Regions from separate parts of the Homo sapiens genome. Here region 2 is linked to region 1. Evidence: read pairs that join two places in POLR2A ChIA-PET (ENCODE). Cell type or tissue: HepG2. All regions are shown on one strand. Each heading gives the region's core, and the rest is flanking DNA. Links, peaks and the distances in the headings are about the cores only. Region 1 overlaps LLGL2 (LLGL scribble cell polarity complex component 2). Region 2 overlaps UNK (unk zinc finger).

Region 1 (12,096 bases), core at 3,868-11,867:
AGGCTCCTGGGTCTCCTGCTCTGCCTTCTTCTTTCCATTCATATGCAAGAAGCATGCATTGAGCACTTACTGGATCCACAGCCCAAGGCTCAGGGCTATGGGAATCTGATTAGGCCTCTGCCCTCCACTTTTACAGTCTGCAGGAGGGAGGAGGCTGATGGCCTGAAATTTCAGGCCTTGGAAGTGGAGAGGAGGAAGGGGAGAGCCCAGGGGATTCAGGAGCGGGGTAGACTCATCCGGCTCGGGGAGTGTGGTGGGGCCAGCAGGGTGGGATTGGAGGATGAGGCCAGATCCCAGAGGATTTGGGATCCCGTCTGCCCTGCCCCTCCCCAGCCCAGGCTGTGAAGCAGGGAGGCTGCTGGTATCTGGGCCTGATCTGACCCTGCGGCTCCAGGGGTTGTGAGCAAGGGAGTGAATAGTGGTCCCATTTACAATGTAGGAAAGATAAACCTGGAGATGTTTTTACCCTTTGGGCAAGGCAGGTAAGCTCAGAGCAGTTAGGAGACATTGCCCCGACTAAGATAGGTGACAGCCCAGAAGGAAGGGACTGGAAGCCCAGCCAGTGGGGATGGGAACGAGGCATGAATTGAGCAGGGTTTCTCAACTTCAGCACTCACAGATGATATTTGAGGCTGGCTGTGCTGCGGAGGCTGTCCTGTGCGTTGTAGATTATTTAGCAGTGTCCCTAGTCCTACCCACTAGATGCCAGTAGCACATACATACACACACAGCCTGTCAAGATGTGACAACCAAGAATGTTTCCTGAGGGGTAAAATCGCTCCTGGTTTGAGACCCATGGAATAGAGAACTATTCAGGGCTGAGATCTGCTGATGGGGCAGTAAAGAGGGAGGGGATGGGGAGGGGAGGCGGGTGTGCAGGATGACCGTGAAGTCTCTGACCTGGGTAGGTGGTGGTGCCAGGCCTTGGGAGGGGGAGCCCAGGCCAGGAGTGGCGAAGAACAGATTTGAGGAAAAGTAATGTATTTTGATCGTTTTGATTTGGACACAATCGCAACAACAGTGCTCTCCATTTTTGGAGAGGCAGCTTGCCCAGAGGTGAGTGGTGCCGACTGCCCGGCTCGCCAGCTGTGTGACCTTGAGCAGGTCACATGCCTCTGAGATAATGATAATCAGAGCCACTCCATCCATAGAGTTGGTGTGAGGACTACATGAGTTCCTGCACGAATCGAAGGCCACGTCTGGCTGGCGGCTGCAGTGTCCGGCAGCATCGTTCTGTGGTGGGTGTCATGTGGCTTGAGGTTGAGTTGGGGGAGCCTTGGGACAGGCCCAGCAGACAGGCGGAGGGCAGGTCCAGCAGACAGGCGGAGGGCAGGTCCAGCAGACAGGCGGAGGGCAGGTCCAGCAGACAGGCGGAGGGCAGGTCCAGCAGACAGGCGGAGGGCAGGTCCAGCAGACAGGCGGAGGGCAGGTCCAGCAGACAGACGGAGGGCAGGTCCAGCAGACAGGCGGAGGGCAGGTCCAGCAGACAGGCGGAGGGCAGGTCCAGCAGACAGACGGAGGGCAGGTCCAGCAGACAGGCGGAGGGCAGGTCCAGCAGACAGGCGGAGGGCAGGTCCAGCAGACAGGCGGAGGGCAGGTCCAGCGGACGGTGGGATACCCAGGGCTGGAGCCTGGAGCGGCACGTGGGCTGTTGGTGTAGGCGAGGGTCAGGCCCCAGACAGTGTTCATGCTGGCAACTCAGGTCATCTCTTCCAGTGGTCCTGGAAGGCCAGTCTGCTGGGTACTGTGACAGCTGGGACAGTGGCGCCATCACAGCTCGACCCCAGGTGGCTTGTAGACACTGGCTTCTGAACCAGTTCTGGCCTTTTTGTCCAACACCTTTTGGCTCAACTCCTTTATACCCACACCAAGCCCGATGCCTCAAAGAGAGCAAGGACATCGCCCCGGGGGTCCTGAGAGGGAGACGTCTTGTTTCTTTGGCTTCAGTACTTCCAGAGGATCTGTGATTGCGAACAGTCTCTGAACTCTGCCAGGAACTGGCTGTCAGAGCGGTAACTCCAGTTCACCGAGGGCTATGTGCCAGGCATCAGAGGGGCCAGGTAGTGGTTAGGGGCAGGGACTTTGCAGCCACATGACCTGGGTCTAGATGCGGGCTCTGATGCTTCCTCACTGTGTAAGACACAGTGGACGCATTACTTAGCCTCTCTGTTCTTTAGTTTCCTCATCTGTAAAATGGGCATTGTAGGGGAGCAAAAACTGGCTTCCCTCCAGCCTTCTAGGTTCTTTGGCTGGGCTATGAATTAAATTGACGAGAGGCGGGGCGCAGTGGCTCATGCCTGTAATCCCAGCACTTTGGGAGGCTGAGGTGGGTGGATCACTTGAGGTCTGAAGTTAGAGACCAGCCTGGCCAACATGGCGAAACCCCATCTCTACTAAAAATACAAAAATCAGTTGGGTGTGGTGGCACACGCCTGTAGTCTCAGCTACTAGGGAGGCTGGGGCAAGAGAATCAGTTGAACCCTGGAGGCGGAGATTGCAGTGAGCCGAGATCATGCCACTGCACTCTAGCCTGGGTGACAGAGTGAGACCCTGTCTCAAAAAAAAAAAAAATGAGGACTGGGGTGGAATGTGACCAGGTTACAGGAAGGTGAGGGGAGGAAGTGTAGGTGAATGAAGGTTGTCTTGTTATGCAGAGAAGGTCCTGGGTAATAAAAGTTGCCTTGGAGCAGCCTTCTTCCTGATACAGATATGGATTGAGCATACATGATCAGAAAATCTGATATCCGAAATGCTCCAAAATCTGAGTTTTTGAAGTGCCAACATGACACTGAAAGGGAATGCTCACTGGAGCGTTTCAGATTTTGAAAGTTTGGATTTGGGATGCTCGACCGGTAAGTATAATGCAAATATTCCGAAACCCAAAAGATTCTGAAATCTAAAACCCTCTATTCGCAATCATTTTAGATGAGGGATATTCCGCCTGTACTTGACTAATGTAGCTTTCCTTTGTGGATGTAAATTTATTTTACAGAAGGACAATTTTTTTTTTCCTTTTTTTTTTTTTTTTGGACGGAGTTTAGCTCTTGTTGCCCGGGCTGGAGTGCAATGGTACCATCTCAGCTCACTGCAACCTCTGCCTCCCGGGTTCAAGGGATTCTCCAGCCTCAGCCTCCCACATAGCTGGGATTACAGGCATGTGCCACCACGCCCGGCTAAAGGACAGCTTTTCAGAGCTACTCCCATGTCTGCACTTTCTGAGAATAACCAGCTCAAAGTATGCCAAAGAAGTGGCCGGGCGCCGTGTCTCCTGCCTGCAATGCCAGCAGTTTGGGAGGCTGAGGCAGGTAGATCACCTGAGGTCAGGAGTTCGAGATCAGCCTAGCCGGGCATGGTGGCGCACACCTGTAATCCCAGCTACTTGAGAGGCTGAGGCAGGAGAATCACTTGAACCTGGGAGGCGGAGGTTGCAGTGAGCCAAGATCGCGCCATTGCACTCCAGCCTGGGTGACAGAGTGAGATTCTGTCTCAAAAAAAAAAAAAAAGCCAAAGAAGTATACTTTGGGGTAGCCCATTCTGGTCTCCTACAGTGGTATTTTGGGGTGGTATGTCCTGAGTTCCAACAGCATCATAATGATCCCTAAGGGAGTGTAATTGCTTCAAACGGTGCCTGACACAGGTCGACGCCTTACCAGGACTTGCCTTGTTGTGGTGTCACCCTCACAACAACTCAGGATGGGTGTTGCTTCCATTCTGCAGGGGAGGAGACTAAGGCCCCCAGGGCTTGCACAGCTGGAGCTTATCCGGGGCAGGGGCACTGGCTGGGGTGAGGATGTCCTGGTTTCACCTGTGGTCTGGCTGTGTGGCCTTAGAGTGGTGGCTTCACCTCCCTTCACACCTCAGTTACTTCACCAGTGAAGTAACTGTTTGCTATATATGGTGGGCCGTCAAGCCTATTGGAGGGATGGACAGACAGACAAGTCAGCTGCAGCACCAGGACAGGGCCACTGAGGACCAAGGGAAGGAACCATGGGACCTCGGGAGGGAGGAAGTGCTGCTGGAGAAGTCAAGGTAAAACCCGTTCCTAGACAACTGCTCACAGCCAGCTCGCTCCCCTCGGCCAAACCCAGGCACACCCCAAGCAGCCACACCCATCAGGGCAAACAGGCTGCTGTGCTTGCCCGGCTGCCGCAGAAGCACCTGCCTGGGCCTTCCCTGCCCGTGCCCACCCTCCTCTGTCCCCTTAGGCCCTGAACAAACAGTGTGTTCCTGACCCAGCAGCCCCTGCGGAGGGCCAGGTTGTTCTGTATTGGCTTTCGAATGGCTGGGCCCCTGGTGTCAGGTGACAGCAGCCACACAGGGAGGGCCAGGCTGCCGCCACTGCCAGGAATCTGAGCTGGCCACACCCAGCCAGTATCGGGCAGAGTGGCCCGGCCAGGCAGGAGTGCTCCCCCAAGGTGCTGGGCAGCCTCTGAGGGCCTGGTGCCCACCACTGCCTCCTTCCCACCCCCTGAGGAGTGCCAGGGACTCCTCCTCAGGTCCTAGCCCTTGGGCAGGGTCCTCCCTGGCTGCAGGCAGGATGAAGGCCCCACTGTCTCTGACAGCCAGCCTTTGCCCACTCGCTCCCCTTCCGGGACCTGGAAAGGAGTCCCAGAGCCCAGGAGAGACGGGCCTTCTCCCCTACTCCAGGCTAACGTTGCAGTCTGGCGGCTTCTGCAAATCTTTGCTCTCCTTTCCCAACCCCCCTGTCAAAAGAGTTCATTGTTCTCTCCTCCCTTGGCAGAGGTCACCTGAGCCAGGTATCAGATGTGGGCGGGGCCGGGTAGGCTGGATGCCGCGCTTCGGAGGCCCCAGTGGCTGCCAGGCAGCTTTGGTCAGCCTCCTGGTTTGAATCTGAGGAGAGATAGCTAGGGTCCTAGAATAGCTGGGGAGGGCTGGTCTTGGAATTCCTTGACCACCCAGGGGCTATGCCCCGTCCCGCCCTCTGTCCTGAGTGCAGCCGCGATTCAGGGTTGCTGTGTGTACCTTTGCAGGAAGGCAGCCCTGGGGCTGAGCCCAACCTCCTGTGCTCAGGTGGGTACTTCCTTTTAGGGAGGCCATATGCACTCCCTCTAACAGGGACCTGGAACTGTTCCTGAACCCTAAACAAGGGGGGAGTCACCACCTAAGTGATACAGACCTTGTTCAGCAGCAGGGAAGCTAAGCCTTACAAGGCTGGTAGGAGTTGGGGGTGGGATCCAAGGGGGTGGGAAGGGCACCAAAGTAAGGGGCGGGGCAGGCCGGGCGCGGTGGCTTACACCTGTAATCCCAGCACTTTGGGAGGCTGAGGCAGGTGGATCACTTGAGTCCAGGAGTTCGAGACCAGCCTGGGCAACATAGTGACACCTCATCTCTACAAAAAATACAAAAATTAGCCAGCTGTGGTGGCGCATGCCTGTAGTTCTAGCTACTCGGGAGACTCAGGTGGATCACTTGAGCCCGGGAGGAGGAGGTTACAGTGAGCTGAGATCGTACCACTGCACTCCAGCCTGGGCAACAGAGTGAGACCCTGTCTCAAAAAAAAAAAAAAAAAAAAAAAACACACACACACAAACTAGGGGGCAACTGGGGCACAGCCAGAGGTGCCCATGGAGCCTTCGTTCTTTCCCTGACTGGTTTCCTCAGGACACTAGGCCCTGGGTTTCTAGCTTCTCCCTGTCCCTTCTGTTAGCTGCTCTTAGTCCTGTTCCCAAATCCCAATCCCTTCCCTGTTCCCAACAAGATCCCTTGGGCTTCTCATAACTAACCTAGGGCTCCCCTGCCTCTCTGCCCAGCCCGAGCCCCTGTCCTCATAGGACTGCCTGAGGAATCCCCTGGGAGACAGGTCATTTACACATGAAACCATTCTCTTGGCCCTGTCCAGGTAGAGTCGCTGTGAAGGTCACTGCCCTTATTTTGGTTTTAGGGGAGCCCTGGTCCCTCCAGAGTTGCCAACTTGGAGAAGTGCCCAAGGTGATACTATGGAACAATGCGAGCCTCGGAAGGAAGCAGAGGCCTGTGTGTGCTGCAGGGTGGCCTCAGATCCATCATCTCCAATCCAAGGACAGCTCTGCCCAGTGCAGTCACCAGTACCATCCCGTTTATTAGATGAGAAATGAAGCTCAGGGAGGCCCAGCAGCTCATCCACGACCAGATGCCTTGTACGTGGCAGGAAGGGATACAAAGCTTAGTGGGTCTGACTCAGTCCCTGTTCTAAATCAGCCTTTGGAAAAGAAGGTGGGGATGGGGGGGAGGGGTGGCCACGATAACTCCAAGGCTTGAAGGGAATGAGGAATGAATGCGGGTGGTTGAAGGATGGGCCCAACCCTTTGTCTTCCTCTGAGTTAGAGGAAAGATGCTGAGCCGAACAGGAGTAGTGACTCTGGTGAAATGTTAGAAGAACTGCCCGCCCTTGACTTGTGGCCTGAGAGCCTAGCAAAAAGTTACAGGCTGTTTTCTCTGTGGCCTGACGTTCCTGCTGGTGTGCGGAATTGTCGAGGCCAATGGGAATATAATATGAGCCATGTATGTGATTTAAAATTTCCTAGAAGCTGCATTGTATAATTATTTAAACACGTGAAATTAATTTTAATTATATATTCTGGCTGGGTGCGGTGGCTCACGCCTGTAATCCCAGAACTTTGGGAGGTCAAGGCGAGGAGATCACTTGAAGTCAGGAGTTCGAGACCAGCCTGGCCAACATGGTGAAACCCCATCTCTACTAAAAATGCAAAAATTAGCTGGGCGTGGTGGTGCATGCCTGTAGTCCCAGCTACTTGGGAGGCTGAGGCAGGAGAATCATTTGAACCCGGGAGGTGGAGGTTGCAGCGAGCTAAGATCTCACCACTGCACTCCAATTAGGTGACAGAGGGAGACTCTGTCTTTAAAAAAAAAGTCTAGAAGCTGCATTATGAAATTATTTAAACAAGTGAAATTAATTTTAATCCTGTATTCCAGCTGGTCAAGGTGGCTCATACCTGTAATCCCAGCACTCTGGCACTCTGGAAGGCTGAGGCCTGTGGATCACTTGAGGCCAGGAGTTTGAGACCAGCCTAGCCAACTTGGTGAAACCCCGTCTCTACTAAAAATACAAAAACTAGCTGGGCGTGGTGGTGTGTGCCTGTAGTCCCAGCTCCTCAGGAGGCTGAGGCGGGAGGATCACTTGAACCAGGGAGGCGGAGGTTGCAGTGAGCTGTGATCGTGCCACTGCACTCCAGGCGTGACAGGCGTGACCCTATCTCAAAAAAAAATTATATATTCCTTTTAATCCAACATATGCAAAATATTTTGACGTGTGATTAACTACTAATGAGATTTTTTCAGTTTGTGTTTTTGAATGCTCAATTTGTGAAATCTAGGTGTATTTTACACTTACGGCACATCTCAGTTCAGACATTAAATCTTTTTTGGAAGTACTAGATCTGTATTTAGAATTTGGATGATTTACAGTGGAAAAAGGGAATTCGAAGCGTGGCCTGCCTGAGTCCAGCCCCTGTTCTTCTAGAACCCGAGTTGTTCCAGACATACTTGAAGGGTTTCCAAGAACTGACTTAATCCTCATTGGTGACATGAGCCATACTGCAAGTGCTTGGTGGCCCCATGGGGCTCATGGCTACCGTTCTGGGCAGCTCGGAGCATGGGGCCTGCTCCTGGCCAGGCCATTGGGCTCCTGTAGGGCATTTCCACCAGAGTCCTCCAAATTCCAGAGGCTGTTCCCTGAGCTGCCTCTGCTGCTGGGAAAGTGCTGCTGTCCTGGGAGACGGCTCCGGCTGCTGACTTCCTGAGGCCCCAGCAACCTGGGGCTGGCTGAGGTCTGGTGGGGCCCCTGGGGGAGCTTGTCCTGCACATCCTATCCCACTGTCTACTCCCCTTTTCCTGGGAAATGTTTACATTCCAGACACTCAGCTATCTCTATCCAGGGCTTCTCCAGGCTCTGCATTTTTCGCATAGCTGAACAGGGACCTGGGCTGGCCTGGGGGCCGCTGCTGGGCCCTATCTGTCCCCCTGGCTATCCCATTTAGGTATGACCATTTGCAGGGCAGGCCCTGTTCCTAGCAAAGGCCAGGCCTGAGGCACCCCCCGTCTCCCCCGACCTTTTTGTCTCCAGGCATCCCCCAAAATAGGCACTTGTTGGAGCTCTCCTCCCTGCCTGACCCCAGCATGGGATTCCTTGTGAGAGCCATTGGACTAGACTGACTGATGGGGGAGGCAGGTAGCAATTGGGTTTGCTAAGCTATCATTGCTAGATCTCATCAGGGACTTCTCCTTTTCTGCTGCTTTGAGGCCTGGCAGGGCTGCAAAGTAGGAAAGCCCAGGGCCTAAGGAGGCTGCCTCATTGTTGGGACCTTTTTCTGCAAGTCAGAGTCTCTGTGGTTGTTTTTTAAGTCTTTAAAGCAATCAGTTGACATAGCATCGCTTTGTGCTGTTCTCACCTAGCTCTGCAGGGTCACTATCCCCCGGGGTGGGAGGCGGGGGTCAGATTGGGGTAACTGATTAAGAAACTGAACTAAAAACCTTCCTGAAGATGGTTTATCACTCTAAATTTGTAGTGGGTTTATGTTCATACCTTTCTTAACCCACAATTCTATCCCTGGGACATCTGCCCCAGGAAATACTCAAGTGGTGCAGACAAAGATAGGAGTCCAAGAATGCCATCGACATGGTTGTTGGATTGCAAACCCTCTAGCAACAAAGTAAATACTCAACAATAAACCTCTGGTGAATTAGGATATCTACAGGTAAAGAATATTCTTTAGATGTTTTAAAAGTCATTTTAGGCCGGGTATGATGGCTCACACCTGTAATCCCAACACTTTGAGAGGCCAAGGCGGGCAGATCACTTGAGGTCAAGAGTTCAAGACCAGCCTGGCCAACATGGTGAAAGCCCATCTCTACTGAAAATACAAAAATTAGCTGGGCATGGTGGTGGGTGCCTGTAATCCTAGCTCCTGGGGAGACTGAGGCAGGAGAATCACTTGAACCTGGGAGGCAGAGTTTGCAGCGAGCCAAGATCGCACCATTGCACTCCAGGCTGGGTGACAAGAGCAAAACTCCGTCTCAAAAAAAAAAAAAAAAAAGCCATTTTAGGCAGCTTGCAGTGACTCACGCCTGTAATCCCAGCGCTTTGGGAGGCCGAGGCAGGAGGATCGCTTGAGTCTAGAAGGTTAAGACCAGGCTGGACAACATGACGAGTACCTGTCTCTACCAAAAATTAAAAAGTAGCCGGGTGTGGCAGGTGTGGTGGTGCATGCCTGTAGTCCCAGCTACTTGGGAGGCTGAGGTGGAAGGATCACTTGAGCCTGGGAGGCCAAGGCTACAGTGAACCGAAATCATGCCGTAGCACCCAGCCTGGGCAACAGAGTGAGACCCTCAAAAAAGAAAAATTAAAAATTTTTGTCATGCCTGTAATCCCAGCACTTTGGGAGGCCAAGATGGGCGGATCGAGACCATCCTGGCTAACACAGTGAAACCCCGTCTCTACTAAAAATACAAAAAATTAGCCGGGCGTGGTGGCGGGCGCCTGTAGTCCCAGCTACTTGGGAGGCTTAGGCAGGAGAATGGCGTGAACCTGGGAGGCGGAGCTTATAGTGAGCTGAGATCACACCACTGCACTCCAGCCTGGGCGACAGCGCAAGACTCCGTCTCAAAAAAAAAAAAAAATTTTTGGCTGGGTGCGGGTGGCTCACGCTTGTAATCCTAGCACTTTGGGAGGCTGAGGTGGACAGATCATGAGGTCAGGAGATAGAGACACGGTGAAACCTGTCTCTACTAAAAATACAAAAAATTAGCCAGGCATGGTGGTGGGCACCTGTAGTACCAGCTACTCGGAAGGCTGAGGCAGGAGAATGGCATGAACCCGGGAGGCGGAGCTTGCAGTGAGCCGAGATCGCACCACTGCACTCCAGCCTGGGCAACAGAGCGAGATTCCATCTCAAAAAAAAAAAAAATAGACCTGCAAACATTCACAAGTGCAGAAGACTCGAAGGATGTACACTTAGGTTCTAGCAAGGTTACTTCTGGTTGTGGGAGTTTGGGTAATTTTTGTTCTTTTTTTTTTTTTTTTTGAGACGGAGTCTCGCTCTGTCGCCCAGGCTGCTCTGCCTGCCGGGTTCGCACCATTCTCCTGCCTCAGCCTCAGTTTTTGTTCTTAAACATCTTTATACCTCCCAGGTTTTTCACAGTGTGTGTGTGTATTCTGTAATAAATGAAAAAAACACGTATGTGCAACGACACTCCAGGAATTCCCTTTCTGGGAAGATGGTTGGAATTTGGTGACAGTAAGAGTCTGTGAGACCCAGCTGACTGGGGCCTGGAGGGACCTGGAAGAGCCCAGAGCAGGGCAGGGCCTCCGCGGTACTCTAGGCCCCTGGGTGAGCCCGGAGCTGCGGTGCAACCAAGATTTTCTCCCGAGAGACCGGTGTCTCCATTGTTCCAAACTCCCCCTACTTTCCCCACCCCACACCCATAAGGCCCCCATGCCACTGAGGAGGGCTGGGTCCGTCACCCAGGGTGCACGTGGTGGAGGCACCGAGTCAGTTCCTGGAAAGCATTGAGAGGCTGGTATGGTGTCGGGGAAGATCAGCTCGCAGGGGTGGCCATGAGGCCAAGGGCAGAGTCACAAAGGGACAGGGGGTGGGGCCTGGTAAATATGGGTTAGGCTCCAACACTCAGGTGTCTGGGAGGAACCGGAAAGGTACCGAAGCCCTGCTTCCTGCTGGGTCGTCTGGTGCTGCAGCTGCAGCAGCCATGGTGGCGCGAAGGGGACAGGTCTGCAGGCCCACCCCACGTGCTTCTCGTTGCAGACGGTGGAGCATGGCTTCCCGCACCAGCCCAGCGCCCTCGGCTACAGCCCGTCCCTGCGCATCCTGGCCATCGGCACCCGTTCTGGAGCCATCAAGCTGTATCCTCCGTCCCCTCGCTCCCACTCGGGCAGGGCCTTGGGGTGGGTGAGATTTGGGGAGGGACATCTTTTCCTTCCTTGCCCGTGGGCTGTTGGGATAAAATGAGGGACTTTCCTGATTTCCAGTTTTGGACATGATTTTATTCCAAAATGGGGCAGGTATGGTTGATGGTGGAGCAGGCACCTGGGCATGAGTGCATCCCTGGTGGGATGCGACCCTGTCCTTTGCAGGAGGACAGTGAGGTTTGAAATGGACTGAGGAGATACAGGCTTATTTTGTCTCCTGTGTCCTTTCAGGACCCTTCATGTGGTCTGCTCCCTTTACTCAGTTTCCCCTCTCACCTATTCCTGGAGGTTTCAGGAATCCCCCAGTCCCGGGCAGGGGGTGAGGCTGCTGGGGGGCTCAGAGACCTGTTTTGCAGGGGTTGTATTGGTGGATCCAGAGGGAAGGACCTGACGCCCATGTCTCAGCCAGTGATCATTCAGTGAGTGGCTGGCTGGTGCGCCAGTAGCAAGGCCTAGGCCCTTCTGTGCCCCTGCCTCCCTCAGCTCCCCACCTCACCACCAGAAAAGCAAGTTACAGGGACCCCTCTTGTCGCTAGGGATGTTTTTAATTTAAAAAAATTTTTTTCGGCACTTTGGGAGGCTGAGGCGGGCAGATCACTTGAGGTCAGGAGTTCAAGGCCAGCCTGGTCAATGTGGTAAAACCCTGTCTCTACTAAAAATATTTTAAAAGTTATCAGGGCGTGGTGGCACATGCCTGTAATCCCAGCTACTTGGGAGGCTGAGATGGGAGAATCGTTTGAACCTGGGAGGCAGAGGTTGCAGTGAGCCAAGATTGTGCCACTGCACTCCAGCCTGGGCAACAGAGTGAGACTCTGTCTCAAAAACTTTTTTTTTTTTTTTTTTTTTTTTTGTGGAGACAGGGTCTTGTGATCTTGCCCAGCCTGGTCTTGAACTCCTGGGCTCAAGCAACTCTCTCGCCTTGGCCTCTCAAAATGCTAGGGTTACAGGCATGAGTCACTGCACTCCCAGCCTGCAGTTTTGTTTTTTAACCTATCTCGATAAGAATCAGAGGTGGACTGGCCCCAGGGCCCTATCCACAAGCAGAGATGGGGTGGCCTTGGGCCAGGAGAGCAGGGCTCGGCAGCTGTCTTCCAAATTCCACCCCCACTCCCACAGGCGGCAGAGAGTGGAGAGGGCTCTGCCTGGCAGGGACA
Region 2 (12,096 bases), core at 2,050-10,049, 250 kb after region 1:
ATTCATGAAGTCCTGAGCAAATCTGGTGTTGCAGCGCCATCTCTTTCTGTTGGCTTGTCTTAGTTGTCTGGAGGCCATCATTGTCTTGCCTATATGTCTCTGTACTCAAATCTGTAGGTTTGTCCAAATCAGATTATAAACAAACAAAACATACAGGGTGGACATTCATGCAGACATGCACTCCACAAAAAGATTGACCACAGCTCTTTTTTTTTTTTTTTTTTTTTAAGACAGAGTCTTGCTCTTGTCACCCAGGCTGGAGTGCAATGGCACGATTTCGGCTCACTGCAATCTCCGCCTCCCGGGTTCAAGCGATTCTCCTGCCTCAGCCTCCCGAGTAGCTGGGATTACAGGTGTGTGCCACCACACCCAGCTAATTTTTGTATTTTTTAGTAGAGACGGGGTTTCGCCACGTTGGCCAGGCTGGTCTCGAACTGACCTCAGGTGATCCCCCCACCTCAGCCTCCCAAAGTGTTGGGATTACAGGCAAGAGCCACCACGCCTGGCCTAATTTTTGCATTTTTAATAGAGATAAGGTTTTGCCCTGTTGGCCAGGCTGGTCTTGAACTCCTGACCTCAGGTGATCTACCCACCTTGGCCTCCCAAAGTGCTGGGATTATAGGCATGTGCCACTACACCAAACCACGGTTAATTTTTGTATTTTTAGTAGAGATGGGGTTTTGCCATGTTGACCAGGCTGATCTCGAACTCCTGGCCTCAGGTGATCCACCTGCCTTGGCCTCTGAAAGTGCTGGGATTACAGGCATGAGCCACCATGCCTGGCCGATACCCAGCTTTTGTCAGTAGTCATCATGATACCCATTGGTTGTTGGAGGAAATAGAAACAGGAATTAATCTGTAGTGGCTGTGCATGGTGGCTCATACCTGTAATCCCAGCACTTTGAGAGACTAAAGAGGGTTGCTTGCTGGGCACGGTGGCTCACGCCTGTAATCCCAGCACTTTGGGAGGCTGAGGCAGGCAGATCATGAGGTCAGGAGATCGAGACCATCCTGGCTAACACAGTGAAACCCCGTCTCTACTAAAAATACAAAAAAATTAGCCAGGCGTGGTGGCGGGCGCCTGTAGTCCCAGCTACTCAGAGGCTGAGGCAGGAGAATGGTGCAAACCCAGGAGGCGGAGCTTGCAGTGAGCCGAGATCGGGCCACTGGACTCCAGTCTGGGCGATAGTGCGAGACTCCATCTCAAAAACAAAAAAAAAAAAGAGGGTTGCTGGAGGTCAGGAGTTTGAGAGCAGCCTGGGCAACATGGCGAAACCTCATCTCTACAAAAAAATACAAAAATTAGCTGGGTGGGGTGGCAGGTGCCTGTAGTCCCAACTACTCGGGAGGCTGAGGTGGGAGGATTGCTTGAGCCTGGGAGGCTGCAGTGACCTGTAATTGCACTACTGCACTTCAGCCTGGGTGACAGAATGAGACCCTTTTTCAAAAAAGTTAATCTGTAATGGTCTCTGCACATTCCCAGCACCAATGACAAAAGAGCCAGATGCCAGCAACCGACTCTGTGTGTGAGGCGGAAGATCTCAATTTTAGTGTTCAGGTGAGGAACAAAGCTGAGCAGACGTGATGTGGAAGAGAGAGCTTACTGAGTTAATTGCCAGGAGATGTATCTAAGTCAGAGGTTGGAGTTGCTCCTCTGTGTTTTGCTGGGTTCGTGCAGAGCTGCTTTTGTACCAGGTTTCTACCACTTGGGGTGCTTTTTGCTTTTCTTTTCACTTCCCACATCTCAAGCACCTGCTGTGGGTCAGCTCTGTGCAGGGGTACAAAGATGATCGATGTGGCAGTGTACAAAACAGTCAGAATCCACTGTGGTGGCTGTACCAGCAGTATTCACATAGTGCAGTAGGAACATGGAAGCGGGGGCAGGCAGGGCCAGGGAACCCTCAGGGTGATCTAGACCCAGGGGACAACATGATCAAAAGTATGGAAATGTAAGGCTGTGATGTGATGGGGCATACCAACTGTTTAGCGCAGAGGTCACCTGTAATCCCAGCACTTAGGGAGCAGAGGCCAGAGGATAGCTAGAGCCCAGGAGTTTGAGACCTGCTCAGGCAATACAGCGAGCCCCCTTTCTCCACAAAAAGGGGAAAAAAAAGACAAAAAAACCCAAGTGTAGAGCAGAGGTCAGCAAACCGGCTTGCATGCCAAATCCAGCCTGCTGCCTGCTTTTTTAAGGCCCACAAGGTAAGAATTGTTTTCACTTTCTTTTGAGACAGGTCTCAGTCTATCCTCCTGGCTGGAGTGCAGTGGCACAATCTTGGCTCACTGCAGTCTCGACCTCCCAGGCTCAAAGAATCCTCCTGCCTCAGCCTCCTGAGTAGCTGGGACTATAGGTGTGCACCACCACACCCGGCTAATTCTTGTATTTTTTTGGTAGAGACAGCGTTTTGCCACATTGCCCAGGCTGGTCTCCAATTCCTGAGCTCAAGCGATCCACCCGCCTTGGCCTCTCAGAGTGCTGGGATTACAGGCATGAGCCACTGTGCCCTCCCTTCACATTTTTTCAATGGTTGAAAAGATATTTCGTGATGTGACGATTGTATGAATTTCAAAGAGTCCCTAAATAAAGCTTCCTTTGGGCTGGGCGCGGTGGCTCATGCCTGTAATCCCAGCACTTTGGGAGGCCGAGGCGGGCGGATCATGAGGTCAGGAGATTGAGACCATCCTGGCTAATAAAGTGAAACCCCGCCTCTCCTAAAAATAAAAAAATTAGCTGGGCATGGTGGCGGGCGCCTGTAATCCCAGCTACTCGGGAGGCTGAGGCAGGAGAATGGCATGAACCCAGGAGGCAGAGCTTGCAGTGAGCTGAGATCGCGCCACTGCACTCCAGCCTGGGTGACAGAGCGAGACTCTGTCTCAAAAAATAAAAAATAAATAAAATAACGCTTCCTTTGAACCTGCACTCATTCGTTTCTCTGTTGTCTTGGCTGCTTGTGCACTTCAACTACAGACTCAAGTAGTTGCAACAGGAGACTGACTATATGTGATGCTCATTGCTTCTCATTGCTGCACGTGTCAGCATACCACATTTTTTGTTTTTTTTGAGACGGAGTGTCACTCTGTCGCCCAGGCTGGAGTGCAGTGGCGTGATCTGGGCTCACTGCAAGCTCTGTCTCCCGGGTTCATACCATTCTCCTGCCTCAGCCTCCTGAGTAGCTGGGACTACAGGCGCCAGCCACCACGCCCGGCTAATTTTTTGTATTTTTAGTAGAGACGGGGTTTCACCATGTTAGCCAGGATGGTCTCGATCTCCTGACCTCATGATCCGCCCGCCTCGACCTCCCAAAGTGCTGGGATTACCGGTGTGAGCCACTGCACCCAGCCAGCATACCATGTTTTATACGTTCTTCATCACCAGTGCATACCTCTTATGTCAAAAGAAGAGAGGAAGAGAAAAATGCACTTCAAGTATTTTACTTTTAAGGCTCGGTGGCATGTGGATTATTTGTTAACACATTTGGTGGCAAAGCACCCAATAATAAAGATAGCTGTGACTGGGCATGGTGGCTTATGCTTGTAATCCCAGCACTTTGGGAGACCGAGGCAGGAGGACACCTTGAGCCCAGGAGTCAAGATTGCAATGAGCTGTGATTACACTACTGCACTCCAGCCTGGTAACGGAGTGAGACCCTGTCTCTTTATTTAAATAAAGAAGGAAATATTCCTTTAAAATTTATTTTTCCTTTTTTTTTTGAGATCACTCTGTCGCCCAGGCTGGAGTGAAGTGGCATGATCTCTGCTCATTGCAGCCTCCACCTCCTGGGCTCAAGCGATTCTCCTGCCTCAGCCTCCTGAGTAGCTGGGACTACAGGCGCCCGCCACCACACCTGGCTAATTTGTATTTTTAGTAGAGACGGGGTTTCACCATATTGGCCAGGTTGGTCTTGAACTACTGACCTTGTGATCCACCCGTCTCAGCCTCGCAAAGTGTTGGGATTACAGGTGTGAGCCACTGCACCCGGCTCCCCCCAGCCTTTTTTTTTTTTTTGGAGACAGAGTCTTGCTCTGATGCCCAGGCTGGAGTACAGTGGTGCGCTCAGCTCATTGCAACCTCAACTTCCCTGGTTCAAGTGATTCTTGTGCCTCAGCCACCCAAGTAGTTGGGATTATAGGTGTGAGCCACCACGCCTGGGTAATTTTTTGTATTTTTAGTAGAGATGGGATTCTCCATGTTGGCCAGGCTGGCGTCAAACTCCTGACCCTAAGTGATTTGCCCGCCTTGGCCTCCCAAAGGGCTGGGATTACAGGAGTGAGCCACTGCGCCTGACCTAAAAATTTTTTTCTGACCATTGCTTGCTTTTCTGGGAATCTTGTGATAAGTGCTTTGTCTGATAATGCTGATGGATTTTTTCAGCACAGATGTCTTTTTTTTTTTTTTTTTTTTTTTTTTTTTTTTTTGAGACAGGGTCTCGCTCTGTCACCCAGGCTGGCATGCAGTGGTGCAACCGTAGCTCACTGCAACCTCAAACTCTTGGGTTTAGTGATCCTTTCACTTCAGCCTCCCAAGTAGCTGGGACTACAGGTGCATGCCTGGCTTAGTTTTTTAAAAAAATGTTTTAAAACTGTTTTAGTGATGGGGTCTTGCTATGTTGCCCTCAAACTCCTAGGCTCAGGTGATCCTCCCACCTCCGCCTCCTGTGTTGCTGGGATTACGGGGATGAGCCACTGCATGCAGCTAGGAATATTTCCTTACAGCAGAATTTCTTCACAAGAATTAAAACTACATTTTTGTAGTTTCAGTTGCAGGCTACAACTGAAGCAGGTTTCTGAGTGGCTCATTTGTTAGCTAGGCAAGGAAAGCCATTTACTGATGTTGAGTTAATTAAATTGTGTTTGACTGCAGCAGCTGGAGAAGTGTGTCCAGATAAAACACATTTTTGTTTGAGAGTGTTAGCTTTTCAGCAGGAACAGTGTCTCAAAATGTTGAGGACATTAGGAGCAATGTCAGTAGTCAATTAAAAAAGAAGGCCGGGCACCATGGCCCACACCTGTAATCCCAGCACTTTGAGAGGCCAAGGTGGGCGGATCACGAGGTCAGGAGATTGAGACCACCCTGGCCAACATGGTGAAACCTCGTCTCTACTAAAAATACAAAAATTACAGGCCGGACGCGGTGGCTCACACCTGTAATCCCAGCACTTTGAGAGGCCAAGGTGGGCGGATCACGAGGTCAGGAGATTGAGACCACCCTGGCCAACATGGTGAAACCTCGTCTCTACTAAAAATACAAAAATTACAGGCCGGACGCGGTGGCTCACACCTGTAATCCCAGCACTTTGGGAGGCCAAGGCGGGCACATCATGAGGTCAGGAGATCAAGACCATCGATCTCCCAACACGGTGAAACCCCGTCTCTACTAAAAAATACAAAAAAATTTAGCTGGGCATTGTGGCAGGCACCTGTAGTCCCAGCTACTTGGGAGCCTGAGGCAGAAGAATCACTTGAACCCGGGAGGCGGAGGTTGCAGTGAGCCTAGATCACGCCACTGCATTTCAGCCTGGTGACAGAGCCAGACATCATCAAAAAGAAGGCCGATTTCATGTGGTTTTTCCTGGCTGTCGGTGAGTCCACAGCTAAGAAAACACTAATTCAGTACAACCTAAAGTGTAATCTGCTAGTATCTTTTACAGCTGGTGGTGGTAAAAATATGTGTACAGCGGAAGAATAATTGGACAAATTTACAAAACTTGTGAAAATGTAAGGTGGTTTATTCATTGTGTTATTCATCAGCAGGTACTTTGCAGAAAATATCTTAATTTATCATGTGTTATTGAACTCTTAGCATCAGTAATTTTACTTGGTTTTGTGAATCATCATCAGTTCCATAAGTTTTTGTCAGAAATAGAAGCTGAATATTCTGATGTGCCCTGCCGCGCAGTAGTTTGATGGCTTAGCAGTGGTAGTTTTCTTTCAACTTTTTGAGCTCAGGGCTGAGATTGAAAATTTTCTGAATGAGGAGAATCGCTCCCAACCACTATTGAATGCTGAATGGCTTTGGAAATTAGCTTTTGCTGCAGACTAGGTAATGTTTGTTAATGAATTCAACCTAAAACTCCAAAGTAAAACAGTGCTTATGCAAACCCTATGCTTCAGGGAAGTCATGTTGATGACAGCAAATGTTTAAATCATATGTCATGTTAAACTGCCTTGTATACTTCCTGTGCTGGCAAAAGTGAAAACAAAGGCAAGCTCTCCATTCCTACACACATGTTCCAAATGCAGGCTATAGTTCTATCAGGGATTTTGCATCTCAATGTGAACACAAAGGAAATTTCTCTAATTTGAAATCCACTGGGTGGGCGTGGTGGCTTATGCCTATAATCCCAGCACTTTGGGAGGCAAAGGTGGGTAGATCACTTGAGGTCAGGAGTTCAAGACCAGCCTGGCCAAGATGGGGAAACCCCATCTCTACCAAAAAATACAAAAATTAGCCAGGTGTGGTAGCGCATGCCTGTAATCCCAGCTACTCAGGAGGCTGAGGCAGGGGAATCGCTTGAGTGTGGGAGACAGAGGTTGCAGTGAGCTGAGATCACGCTGCTGCACTCCTGCCTGGGCGACAGAGTGAGACTCCATCTAAAAAATAAAAATAAAAAATCCATTAATCTGCGCAACTGAGTTTATGCCAAATCTTCAACTGGAAGAGATTAAAAGAGAAGTATTAAGATTAATAGAATTCTGGCCAGGCATGGTGGCTCATGCCTGTAATCCCAGCACATTGGGAGGTTGAGGCGGGCGGATCACCTGAGGTCAGGAGTTCAAGACCAGCCTGGGCAAATATGGTGAAACACTGTCTCTACTAAAAAATACAAAAATTAGCCAGGTGTGGTCACGGGCACCTGTAATCCCAGCTACTCGGGAGGCTGAGGCAGGAAGAATCGCTTGAACCTGGGAAGCAGAGGTTGCAGTGAGCCGAGATTGCGCCACTGCACTCCAGCCTGGTCAACAGAGCGAGACTCTGTCTTAAAAAAAAAATTAGTAGAATTCTACAATTGTCATCTAAGAGATGGATATCCTGAATAAAAATTATATTCTTGGCCGGGTGCAGTGGCTCACGCCTGTAATCCCAGCACTTTGGGAGGCTAAGGCGGGTGGATCACGAGGTCAGGAGATCGAGACCACAGTGAAACCCCGTCTCTACTAACAATACAAAAAATTAGCCGGGCGTGGTGGCAGGCGCCTGTAATCCCAGCTACTTGGGAGGCTGAGGCAGGAGAATGGCGTGAACCCAGGAGGCAGAGCTTGCAGTGAGCTGAGATTGCGCCACTGCACTCCAGCCTGGGCACAGAGCGAGACTCCATCTCAAAAAAAAAAAAAAAATATTATATGCTTGAGCCTTGGCAACACAGTGAAACCCCATCTCTACAAAAAATACAAAAATTAGCTGGGCATGGTGGCTGTGGTCCCAGCTACCTGGGAGGCTGAAGTGGGAGGATCGCCTGAGCCCAGGAGGTTGAGGCTGCAGTGAGCTATTGCGCCACTGCACTCCAGCCTGGGTGACAGAGTGAGACTGTCTCAAAAAGGAAAAAAAAAAAAAAAACAAGCCCACATGCTTGTGGAATGTTATCAGCATTTAGCAATACCTATGTATGTGAAAAGACATTTTCAAAGATGAAATACATAAAAATCTCATTACAGGCCAGGTGTGGTGGCTCACACCTGTAATCCCAGCACTTTGGGAGGTCAAAGCAGGGGAGGATTACTTGAGCTCAGGAGTTCATGACCAGCCCGGGTAACATAGCGAGATCTTATCTGTACTAAAAATAAAAAAAATTTAGCTGGGCATGGGGGCACGCGCCTATAGTCCAGCTACTCCAGAGGCTGAGGTGGGAGGATCACTTGAGCTCAGGAGGTTAAGGCTGCAGTGAGCCCTGCTTGAGCCGCTGCACTCCAGCCTGGGCAACAGAGCGAGCCCCTGCCTTATAAAAAGAAAAATGTGTGTGTGTGTGTGTGTGTGTGTGTGTGTGTGTATAATATATATGTATGTATTATAGAATCAGAATTAACAATGAACATTTGTAATCCATTTTGATGAAAGGGATCCCCCAACTTTGCAAATTGTTATCCCCTCAAAAAGAAATCTAAAGTCCGCTGGGCGTGGTGGCTCACGCCTGTAATCCTAGCACTTTGGGAGACTGAGGCGCTTGAACCCCAGGGGCAGAGATTGCAGTGAGCTGAGATCACACCACTTCACTCTATCCTGGGCAAAAAAGCGAGACTCCGTCTCAAAAAAAAAAAAAAAAAGAAATCTAAAGTCTAAAATATTTACCATCTGGTCCTTTACAAGAAGAGTTTGCTGGCCGGGCACAGGGGCTCATGCCTGTAATCCCGGCACTTTGGGAGGCCGAGGCGGGCGGATCGCAAGTTCAGGAGATCAAGACCATCTGGCTAACATGGTGAAACCCCGTCTCTACTAAAAATACAAAAAAAAAAATTAGCCAGGCGTGGTAGCATGCACCTGTAGTCTCAGCTACTTGGGAGGCTGAGGCAGGAGAATTGCTTGAACCTGGGAGGCAGAGGTTGCGGTGAGTGAGCCAAGATCGCACCACTGCACTCTAGCCTGGGCGACAGAGGGAGACTCCGTCTCAAAAAAAAAAAAGCAAGAGTTAAATTTTGGGCCGGGCGCGGTGGCTCACGCCTGTAATCCCAGCACTTTGGGAAGCCGAGGCGGGCGAATCACAAGGTCAGGAGTTCGAGACCAGCCTGGCCAACATGGTGAAACCCTGTCTTTACTAAAAATAGAAAACATTAGCTGGGCGTGGTGGCGGGTGCCTGTAATCCCAGCTACTAGGGAGGCTGAGGCAGGAGAATTGCTTGAACCTGGGAGGCAGAGATTGCAGTGAGCTGAGATTGCGCCACTGCACTCTAGCCCAGGCAACAGTGTGAGACTCCGTCTCAAAAAAATAATAATAATAGTAAGAGTTAAATTCGGGCTCTAGGAAGAGGGTTGAGCACCATGCAGTGTCATCTGGACAGAGAAAGGCCAGAAACAGGGAAGTCAGTTTAGGAAAAGGTCTTAAGTCCCTGACCCAGGGCAGTGGGAATGGAAGTGAAGAGGCTTAACATGGAATCTGTAGCTCACTGTCTGTCCTGATCTGTGAGAGCCCTGCCAGCCAGAGCCTCTGTGGAGTCTCATCTGCACGTGGCACTGTGGACATGTCTGCCCCAAGTCAGCAGGCTCACCAGGTCTAGCCCCTGTCCTCGGGGACCTTTCCTTCTCCAGGACAGACTGTGCCCAGAGGCAGGCTGAACATATCCTAGGTTTCTCCTCCTGCCTCCCTGTGCTTTCATGAGGCACTGACACCAGGCAGGCATGTGTCACTCTTAGAACTACCAGGTTTAGCAAATAAAAATAAAGGATGCCAGCTGGGAATAGTGGCGTATACCTGCAATCCCAGCTACTCTGGAGACTGGGGCAGGAGGATTGCCTGAGGCTGAGAGTTTGAGGCTGTGGTATGCCATGATTGAGCCTGTGAACAGCCACTGCACTCCAGCCTGGGCAACATAACAAGACCCTGTCTCTTAAAAACAAAACAGGATGCCAGTTACGTTGGAAACAGATAATTTATGTATTTATGTATTTATTTATTTATTTTTGAGATGGAGTTTTGCTCTTATTGCCCTGGCTGGAGTGCAATGGCACGATCTTGGCTCACTGCAACCTCCGCCTCCTGGGTTCAGGTACTTCTACCTCAGCCTCCTGAGTAGCTGGGACTACAGGCACACGCCACCACGCCCAGCTAATTTTTGTATTCTTTTAGTGGAGACATGGTTTCACCAGGTTGGCCAGGATGGTCTCGATCTGTTGACCTTGTGATCTGCCCGTCTTAGCCTCCCAAAGTGCTGGGATTACAGGCATGAGCCACCGTGCCCAGCCGTTTTTTTATATTTTTAGTAGAGACCGGGTTTCAGCAGTTTGGCCAGTCTGGTCTTGAACTCCAGACCTCAGGTGATCCGCCCGCCCCAGCTTCCCAAAGTGCTAGGATTACAGGCATGAGCCACCGTGCCTGACCAGAAGCAGATAATTTCTTTAGGATAAGTATGTCCCATGCAATATTTGAGACTTAATTAGGCTAAAATATTATTCATTGCTTATATGAGATTCCAGTTTAACTGGATGTTCCTTCCTTAATCTGCCCATTCTAACCATGCCTCACTCTTCTGTGTTCCTGGCTCGGGGCCCAGCTTCCCTCTTTCAGGAAAGTTCCTTCTCTCCCATTTTCTGTTACCTCCTGAGGTAGTTTCTTTGTGGGTCCAAAAAGTCAGGAAGAGGATGTACCTCCCAGGAGAGGGATGGTCCTACCAGTTTGAGGAATGGGTATCCCAGCTCAGTGCCAGGCGTGGTACCTTTGTGTAGCAGGAGGGCACAGCTTTTTGTCTAACCAGACAGTAAAGGAGAAGAACCTTTGCTTCAAATGCCAAAGGGACCAGAAGAGCATCAGGCCATAGGGAGGCTTCCAGATTTCTGCCTGGGGTCTTCAGGATGTACCTGGAGCCCAGAGATGAGGCCCTTGAAATTTGCAGTTTGCCTCCTGTACCTCACCTCATCCTCCTTTTCTCTTTTCCAGTTCCCTTCCTATTCCACGCACATCCACGAAGGTACTGGGAGCTCTTAGAACCAGACATACTCTGTTTCTAAGCTCATACTGTTTCTGTTCCAAAAACACCTTCAAATTCTTCATCCACTAGTACCTCTCCTCCCCTCTTCCCCCTTCCTCCTTCCTGCATCCCAGCCTGGGTCGAGGATCCCTTTTTTGGATTGACTTCTGTTCCCTTCATGCTTCTTTCTGCAGTCTCCAAGCCTCTGGCACCATCCTTCTCGATGACGTTAGATGTCCTATCCCAAGCCATTTGTTGCTTGCATTTTTAGGCTCGAGAGACTAAAGAGAACTATACTAACTGCCTGTCCTTCTGGGGCCAGGGGCAGGGGAGCCCAGTCTAGGAGACCCCCCAACCTAGACACATGTAGCAAACAAAAACCCAGATGTAAGGGGGTAAGTGGGTCTGGGGCCTTCCACTGGGTGGAATGTGGGAGAAGAGATTTGGGAGTGTCTTGGCTGTTACACATGCAGGGCAGAGGAGAGAGACCAGTGAAGGTTGGGAGGAGGCGGCCAAAAGGAGACAGCTTCATGCCCCCAGGACATAAATAGCCCGGCTGCTGCAGGTACTCACATGAGGTGACACGACTGGGGACAGAACAGGCTGGAGCGGCGGGGGCGGGGGCGGGGGCGGGGGGGCGGGTATCTTCAGAACTTCAGTATGAGATTTTCCCCAAGCACAGATCTAGGTAGTGCTAGGAAATGTCTCTGGGCGGAGGCGGGCAGACAGGACGGTAATTACTGAGTCAGTAGTCCCGAGGGATGCCTTGTGACCTGGGCTTTCAGCTTCAGAGCTGAAAAGCCTAAGTGCTTATCTGTAGATTTCTCCTCTCAGCCCACAGCCCCAGCTCATGGTACAGGCAAGGCCTGCAACAACAGGCAGGTGGACCTGGGTAGCAGAGGCCTGTAGAGTTTGGCAGAGGCGCCTCATGCTCTTATTTGCAGCCCTTTGCCTGTGATTAGTGGTTTGGCTTGGGAAACCTTGGAAAGGGCTCAGAGAACCAAGCTGCTGATTAACGCCACAGCTGGTCAACACAGCGGACAGCTGACCGCCGAGGTCCCTGTGGTCTGTGGTTCCTGCCTTTCAGGCTGGTGTGGGACTGGGGTGTTGGTTTGGATCCTAGAGCTGAGGTGTAGCCTTACAGCTCTGGGTCTCTCCTGGTGTTCCAGTGGAACTAGCACCCCAGAGCAGGGCCCTCAGGGGACTTGGCGGCTAACTTCTTGCTGGGAAGCAAGAGACTTCATTCTCTGCTCCCGGCCTGCCCCACGCGGGGCTCTCTCTGCAGGTACCTGAAAGAATTCCGCACAGAGCAGTGCCCACTCTTTGTGCAACACAAATGCACGCAGCATCGGCCCTACACCTGCTTCCACTGGCACTTCGTGAACCAGCGGCGCCGCCGGTCCATCCGCCGTCGGGACGGCACCTTCAATTACAGCCCTGACGTCTACTGCACCAAGTACGACGAGGCTACAGGCCTCTGCC

What was found. Peaks named below come from ENCODE experiments on the same cell type or tissue, not always from the same donor. Only the 100,000 strongest peaks of a DNase experiment are listed, where the experiment ranks them.
Region 2: POLR2A ChIA-PET joins it to region 1 with 12 read pairs; 2 of 35 experiments call an interaction of 5 or more read pairs at or near these places.

Annotation. Positions count from the first base shown.
Region 1 is chr17:75,545,268-75,557,363 of GRCh38, forward strand. LLGL2 (LLGL scribble cell polarity complex component 2) reads left to right here. Exons shown (of 26, transcript NM_001031803.2): 3 at 10,779-10,876. Among named protein-coding and RNA genes, the nearest start is that of LLGL2, 26 kb to the left of the region's middle. RefSeq lists enhancers at 1-241, 7,162-7,742, 11,652-12,096. In HepG2, for the core only: a CTCF peak has its summit at 7,706; DNase peaks (open chromatin) are centred at 4,274, 4,714, 7,804 and 10,595; H3K4me3 peaks cover 826 bases.
Region 2 is chr17:75,797,861-75,809,956 of GRCh38, forward strand. It overlaps UNK (unk zinc finger), which reads left to right. Exons shown (of 16, transcript NM_001080419.3): 2 at 11,900-12,096. Among named protein-coding and RNA genes, the nearest start is that of UNK, 19 kb to the left of the region's middle. In HepG2, for the core only: no CTCF peak of the experiment used is centred there; no DNase peak of the experiment used is centred there.